3 separate regions of the Mus musculus genome follow, and all the other regions are linked to region 3. A link is a loop called in an ENCODE intact Hi-C map of the cell type or tissue named here. Cell type or tissue: heart. All regions are shown on one strand.

Region 1 (2,500 bases), 100 kb after region 3:
ACACACACTCATACATACCCACACTCACATACACTCACATACATTCAAAATCACATATACACATCCACATACTCACACACACACACAGATACACACTGACACACACATTCACACACACACTCACAGTTACACATACTCTCTCTCACACACACTCACACATTCACACTCACACACACACACACACACACACACACCCATACATACCCATACTCAGACACACTCAAACACAATCACAAACACACACACACACACACACCCATACATACCCATACTCAGACACACTCAAACACAATCACAAACACACACACACACACACACACACACACACACCCATACATACCCATACTCAGACACACTCAAACACAGACACAGACACACACACACACACACACACACACACACACACACACACACAACATTGGTCCAACACCACTAGAACATGCATTTGGCCTCAGTGTCTCAGTGTAGGCCTGGACCTGCAAGTGTGACCTCTTCCATCACAATCCTTGGGACCCACCAAAGCCTTTGTGCCATCCAGGGAGAGACCCGTGTCCCTGATTTCAGAGACATTCAGTGACCCATATGTGAATCAAACCCAAGATTGTGGCCACTTTGATGCTGGAGCAGCTCATTCAGTCCATTCTTCCTTTTCCAGGCAAGAGTGCCCCGCCAGACAATACTACCTCCATGTATCACTCAGGGGATGAGCTCAATTTAACAGGGCCAATATCCTTAAATGTTTGAATCGATATAGTAATTAACAAGTGTATAAAAGTGAGTAGTAACAGTGAGATCATAGTGGAGGATTTTACTGGTATAAAAAATATAGTTCTCCCATCCTTACTCCTTCCTGTCCTCATTACAAGGATCTTATTTGATTTCTGCATGAGCCCATTCCCTGAGATGGGTGTCTAAGATTGCACACTACAACAAATGTGCTCTTAGACAAGTGGGTTTCCTTTGCCCCATTTCTTAACGTTTCCTGCCCTCTGGTGGTGATATCAGGAGATCTGTTGTATTTTTTTTTTCCCTTGAGAGGCCAAAGTAAAACATTTCACTAAAAAATTAAATAAAGTCACCCCTCTGTGTGTTTCTCTGCCATAATGGGTATGTGTGTTGACTCTCTTCCTCCTTGTGTCTTCTTAGGCAAGACTTTCAGGATCAAGCATTCCCGGACTAAAAACAAAGACAACCCATCCCTGGTGGACTCCACTGAAAAGGCAGTAAGGTCAAGTATAATCCTAAGAGGAGACATTGGAGATGAACCCACTGGGTCGCATTTGTTAGTGCACATGAGTATTCTGAGTTAGTTATGTGACTTTGCCACACCAGGCTAAAGACACACACTCTGGTCACTTGGGATGCTTAAATGGAGGAAGGGGATTGTTTTTCTCTTGCTTTCTATTCTTGGCATTTAGTTGGCTCAGTAATAAACATGTAAGGCCATGTGCTTATAAAAATTAGGGCAACATTCATCATAATTAGCATCCAAGATGCTCCAAATTCCCTGGGATAAGTGGTCACTCAGTTCAGTTGCCAAGCTCTGTATCATTTTTAGATCATATCCTTTGACAATATGAGCAATAATTTGGAAATTAAGTCAATGAGTCAGAAAGGGAACATATTGATCTGGGGGAGAATTTATGCAATAGATACGTCATTATGAGTATTTTTAAAGATTTTCATAAACAGGACATACTTAATCTCTTATTTAGAGAACTATTTTTCTTCTACTGACAGATGCTAAGTTGTCCTTTTAAAATAAAAATTTGTGACTGTGCCCAAAAAGGTTTTCAATTCCTCCCCAACCCTGTTTTTCAGTCTTTTTATTAACTTTCTATCTTGAAGTAGTTTCAGACTAACAAACATTTGCAGAGATAGTAAAGGGTGGGGGGAAGTTCTTCTTTCTTGGAAGCCCTTCTACTCTTGGGAAGTTTTCCCATTTTTTTCCTCAACAAATCTGTGATCTTTGAAAATTAAATCAGTGCAAAGAATATCTAGGGACTCTTCCTCCAATCTGAAATGTGAGGTTAATCCCACATGTCGTAATTCCAATGTGGTTTTCACGTATGGGAAAGCTACCATTAAAACCATCCTATTAACTACATATGCCCCTTATGGAATCATCTCCGTATGGTGGTTGTCATAACAATGCCCATTGTATAGTCCAGGATGTAGATACTGAATAAATTAGAAGTGACTAAATGTAGCCTGTGCACATACTGTGTGCAGAAGTCATACTGTGGACTTCTCAGAGTGTCCTATCGAGAGGTCCATTTTCTTGATTTCTTTTTATTTTGGGGGATGTTGATGCTGAATACTTGGCTAAAGTGGTGGTGCTTGCTGATCATTGTCTTAGTTAAACAGACACCATGACCAAGGCAACTCTTTTAAGGGACAGCATTTAATTGGTTTAGAGGTTCAGTCCATTAGTATCAAGATGGTAACATGGCAGCATCCAGGCAGACGTGGCCCTGGGGGAGCTGAGAGTTCTACCTCC
Region 2 (2,500 bases), 93 kb after region 3:
CTTCTTATTAAACCCATAGATCAATAAGTCTTGATCAGCCCTCATCTGAAGAGCTTCTCCTTGTATACGTCGTGAGTAACACAGTGACCCACAAATGCCCAAAGCACAGATAATGGGGACTATAAAATGCTCAGCCCTAAAGGAGTTGGATAAGGGGGTTGAATATGATCGACTATGACACTGAAACTGTCAAAGAACTAATAAAAAAAACAACAAAATACACATCGGGAGGGGGCCTTTTAGCTTCGAGAAGCAGATGCTGGTAGAAAAGGAGGTAGCCCCTGTCATGGTTACACTACCCAAAATCTTTCCTGGGCAGAAGTGTTGCCACTACTGAGTCTTATAGACTAGGACCACAGTCTCCTGTTCAGCCATCCACAGGCTCTGAGTCAATCCCAGGCACCACGGTGGTGGGAGCGCTCACACCTGCATTGAGGAGGCCGCGCCATTCAAGTTTTCTCCTTCCATAGTTTCTTTGCATCTTGTTTTCATCTAGTTTGTCTGCTTGGCCGTTCATAGTTCCTTCCTTTCCCCCAAGAGAGCTCTGAAGAAACCAAAACCCCAGATACCACAGAAAGAGCAAAGCTCTTGTTGTTTATAGGCAACGCAGGCTGCTTTTCCTTCTGTGTTTGATGACAGAGCCCTCCCCACCCTCTGCGCATCCTGATTGTCTTTCTTTACTGGAAAGGCCCCCATGCTTGGGCTATTTTATGCATACGACAAGATGGCAGCAGGTATGCTCAGTGGTATCTAAATGTACATCAGTTACATTAGCTGAATCCGAGTTCACAGAACCAGAGCAGCTGGACCTGTGCAGGGTCTCCATTCCATTAACGCAGGTGGGACCAGCAATTTTGACATGATTCCCCATGAAATCTCCTTAGGAGAAACGAAACTATACAAACTCCCCTTTATTCTTCTCCCTCTGGTAAAAGGAGAACTGTAGGCAGTAGCTGTAAGAGAAGGGAAGGGAAGGTTGCCTCATTGTTGATTAGGTCAATAAAGACGGCAGAAACCAGTGGCTGGGTGAAGCATAAGGCAGGACTTCCAGGCTGGACAGGAAGAGATAGGGATGCAGGGAGTTTGGATCAGACTGTGGAGCAGAGAGCAGACATGCAACTCTTGGGGACTGATAGTTTGTGGCCTCTGCCATGAGGGGAGGTCAAGGAGGATAAGGCAGGATATTTTCACCCAGCCTTTGAGTTGTCTAGTCAGTTCCAAAATATAAAAGCCTCTAGTGGTTTCCTTTCACAGGGCTAAAGGGAGCTAGGTGAGATGGCCATTGCAGCACCTGGCAAGGAGGAATGGGCAGAGCTCTTGGGAGTACAGGCAGCAGTGGTACTCAGAGCATAGCAGGGGATCTTGGGAAAGCACTAGCTAGCCATGGTGGCTGACTAGATGGCCGGTGAGCAGCGGCTAGTCCCAGAGCCTAGCTGGAGCAAGCATGTCTTTAAAATTATGTGCAACAAGTATCTCCCTGGTCCTTTCTCATCTTCAATTGCCACTTCTCTGTTGTGTCTAATCTACTCACACCCTTCCCTTCATACACGACTCTCACGGTACCGAACTTAGAGTAACTCAAGAATGCTGGTGGGATTGGGAAGGCCCATTGTGTGTGGGTCAAAGCATAAGGATGCGTTATTGACAAACCCATCCATCCAGTCGTGGCAGGAGAATGAAAGCGGCTTCCCTTACTAGCCAATTTATCAGGTCCTTATCACGAAGATGGAAACAAGAGTGTTGGAGAGAATGAATAGAGACAGTCGATGGTGTGTGTGTGTGTGTGTGTGTGTGTGTGCGTGTGTGTGTGTGTATGTGTGTGTTTGAGTGTAGGGGAGGGTAAATGTAGTCAAAACACATTTGCACTCATATAAAACTGTCTTTATGAAACACATCGCTATTTTTAGGTCCTCAGTTAAACTGACACTTGACATGTAGAGTAAAAAACTTAGCAAGAAACAAAACCAAAACAACCCGAGCTTTCAGTCTAGAGACCAGAAATAAAGTAGACAGAAGAGTTTGATGTCAGGGCATACGGATTGGCCTCTCACACTGCTACCAGGGGCAGAGGGTTTAGGAAGCTGTTGTGTCCTCCACTCAAACTCTATCATTCTCTATGAGACATTCTAGCTTTGTAGGCTTAGCAGGCTAAGCAGCAGTGGTTCTCGGCTCTCATAAGGTGGGCTGCCTCTCTTAACCACAAGCCAGGCCAGCGAAGATCCCTTTGGAGCCTCTCATTTGATTCTTTAGTACTATCAGGGAAGGAACCACTACCAATGAGCCCGAGTCTCGGTGTGATGTGGTCCAGCTCTTCTCTCCATCCTTGCCTGCTAGGATCACTCTTCTCCATACGAGTTTGCCCATTAAATGGAAACGATGCAGGTTATAGATGAGCAAAATCAAGGCTCCAACACGTCTGAAGTTTACTGCATAAAATAAGCATAAGGGTGGCATTTGGAGCTTGAACTAGCTAGAGAATCGTCTCAGTATACATCCCAGG
Region 3 (2,500 bases):
GGAGACGTAAAAGCAATTTCCAGCCCCCACCCCAAATGGTGTGAAGTAAAAGTGCTTTCAGAGAATCCCACAAGAATGGCACAGGTGGGCACAGCGGGGCTGTCTCATCGTCAGAGAGCCCAAGGAGTCGAAAGGAAACTCTAACATGCCACAAAACCATAGCTGTAATGCAAAGTAACTTAGCTCCCCCCACCTATCTGTCACCATCTTAAAAAAAAAAAAAAACCAAAAAAAAACTTGTGAAAATACGTAATCCCGAGGAGCCTTCGATCAGGTATAAAACTGGAAGCCAGAGAGGTGCAGGCTATAGCTGCCATCGGCTGACCTAGAGAAGACACATCAGCTGATCCTTTGGACCCTCTGACTTGAGACAGAAGTTCTGGGCTTCTCCTCCTGCGGCCTAGCTCTGAGACAATGAACGCTACACACTGCATCTTGGCTTTGCAGCTCTTCCTCATGGCTGTTTCTGGCTGTTACTGCCACGGCACAGTCATTGAAAGCCTAGAAAGTCTGAATAACTATTTTGTAAGTATGAATTCTTAATAATGCTTGTGGTTGGTTGACCGTGGTTGATGTTGACTTGCTACGGTGAGCGCCAGGCTGCCGTCTCTGGTCCCCAGTCATTTTGAGAAGATGGGGTGCTACGTTGCTATTTGCTGGAGAGGTGTTTATTGACTTAATGATCTCAATATCGATTTAACCCTCTGTCCAACTTACTACGGAGTTAGAGGGCAATTACCAATCTTCCCAAAGATAGGCATAGTATAGGTCCAAGGTACAAAGATGCTGATGATTTTGTGATTTCTTATCATTTAGTTGTGATAAAAAATATCCTTACCTCAATGGTTCTTATTCCTTCAGACGTCTTGAAAGTGATAGTGAGAGATGGATATTACCACCAAAACTACGCAGGGAAACAGCTTATCACTTAAAGTAATGGGAGGCAAAGTTCTTAATGTTTCTGTTTAAGAAATGCCCCCCTCCCCCGAAGTTGTTTTACCCTGAGGAGTAATTTTGAAATTCTACTACAATCGAATCAAAGCCAGCCGCTTGGTGAGGTTTAATGAGACTCTATATTTCTCAGAGTTTTCAGGATTTTCTCTTTTGTGATTTTTTTTTTAAATTAATGGTTAACAGAAGCAAATTTTATATCCTTAGAATTTTATAATTTGTCCCAAATGTATATACTAGTATACATATAGCTATTAGCATAATGTTCAAGCATCTACGGTCAATCCTCTCCTCACAGTGTAAATCAAGCTGCCTCCCGTATGTGTTTGGAGCTATTTTTTAAAGTAGCAATGAAGCCCTATTACAGCACAGACTGATGTTTCAGAGGCCTGGACCATAAGGGGGCAGTGTGCACAGTGGGATGATTCTAATGATTTTCTCTCTCCCTTTCTTAATTTGAGAGTAAGTTTCTTTTTAGCTCACTATGGTTACTTGAGGGTACTTGAAACCTCGTCAGCTTTGTTGAGTTTATTTGTGGCCTTGCAGTTTCAAGACTGGGCCAGTACATCCTGCAGCTAAAAGAATGTAACAGTAACAGTGTTTGGCTACATGCAGTCTTTTAGGGGATACTTGTTGTTAGAAGTAAGTGGAAGGGCCCAGAAGGAAACCTGTGACCATTATCAGCACTGAATTCAACAAAACTTGATAGATATTTTCAGGGCAATTGGTGAAATAATTACAAATCAATTTTTTTTCTCTTTTCCTCAGAACTCAAGTGGCATAGATGTGGAAGAAAAGAGTCTCTTCTTGGATATCTGGAGGAACTGGCAAAAGGTGAGTTGAATATTTCTCCTCTCCCAGTTTCCCTGTTGTTTCTAATGGGTCATTTCTTAAAATCCTCCCTTTGTGTTATTTCCCAAGGATGGTGACATGAAAATCCTGCAGAGCCAGATTATCTCTTTCTACCTCAGACTCTTTGAAGTCTTGAAAGACAATCAGGCCATCAGCAACAACATAAGCGTCATTGAATCACACCTGATTACTACCTTCTTCAGCAACAGCAAGGCGAAAAAGGATGCATTCATGAGTATTGCCAAGTTTGAGGTGAGACGGCATTGCAAGTTGCTGTATTGTTGGCTTTTTATTTTTCATTGTCTCTAATTATCAAGCGGTAGAAACTAACTACTCATCAGCTGATAAAGCTAGGAGGTGAAGCAGGATCTCATGTTTCCCCACTGCAGACAGATTGGGAGGACTTTTTTTTGTGTGTGTGTCAATTTTGGAAAAACACAGACAATCAAACTATTGCCCACATGCTGGGTAAATGCACTGAGGAGGAGGCAGAATAGGGGAGCATTGAGCAGAGCTCTTGTGGTCCCCCCTGGGTGTGTGATGGAAACTCTTGCTTAGGCTGGGAGGTTGTGTGTTAGTGGAAAGAGCAGTGGGTAGGAGGGAGTGAGAAGACTTGTATCCTCCTCCTCCTCCTCCTCCTAGTTAGGCCACAAGGAGGAACGCTGACTACAGATGACTCACACGACTGGCTGGGGTG

Evidence for each region. A loop is a pair of places that touch in the nucleus more often than their neighbours do. Peaks named below come from ENCODE experiments on the same cell type or tissue, not always from the same donor. Only the 100,000 strongest peaks of a DNase experiment are listed, where the experiment ranks them.
Region 1: a loop joins it to region 3, with 5 times the contacts of the local background. A loop is called at or near these places in 7 of 42 quality-filtered maps.
Region 2: a loop joins it to region 3, with 2.0 times the contacts of the local background. A loop is called at or near these places in 7 of 42 quality-filtered maps.

The regions. Positions count from the first base shown.
Region 1 is chr10:118,545,210-118,547,709 of GRCm38, forward strand. All of the region lies in intron 1 of Ifngas1 (Ifng antisense RNA 1), which reads right to left. Among named protein-coding and RNA genes, the nearest start is that of Ifngas1, 10 kb to the right of the region's middle. In heart, a CTCF peak has its summit at 987 (motif pointing left); no DNase peak of the experiment used is centred here.
Region 2 is chr10:118,533,714-118,536,213 of GRCm38, forward strand. All of the region lies in intron 1 of Ifngas1 (Ifng antisense RNA 1), which reads right to left. Among named protein-coding and RNA genes, the nearest start is that of Ifngas1, 22 kb to the right of the region's middle. In heart, no CTCF peak of the experiment used is centred here; no DNase peak of the experiment used is centred here.
Region 3 is chr10:118,440,741-118,443,240 of GRCm38, forward strand. It overlaps Ifng (interferon gamma), which reads left to right and starts at 306. Exons shown (of 4, transcript NM_008337.4): 1 at 306-525; 2 at 1,720-1,785; 3 at 1,873-2,055. The coding sequence starts at 415. In heart, a CTCF peak has its summit at 1,346 (motif pointing right); no DNase peak of the experiment used is centred here.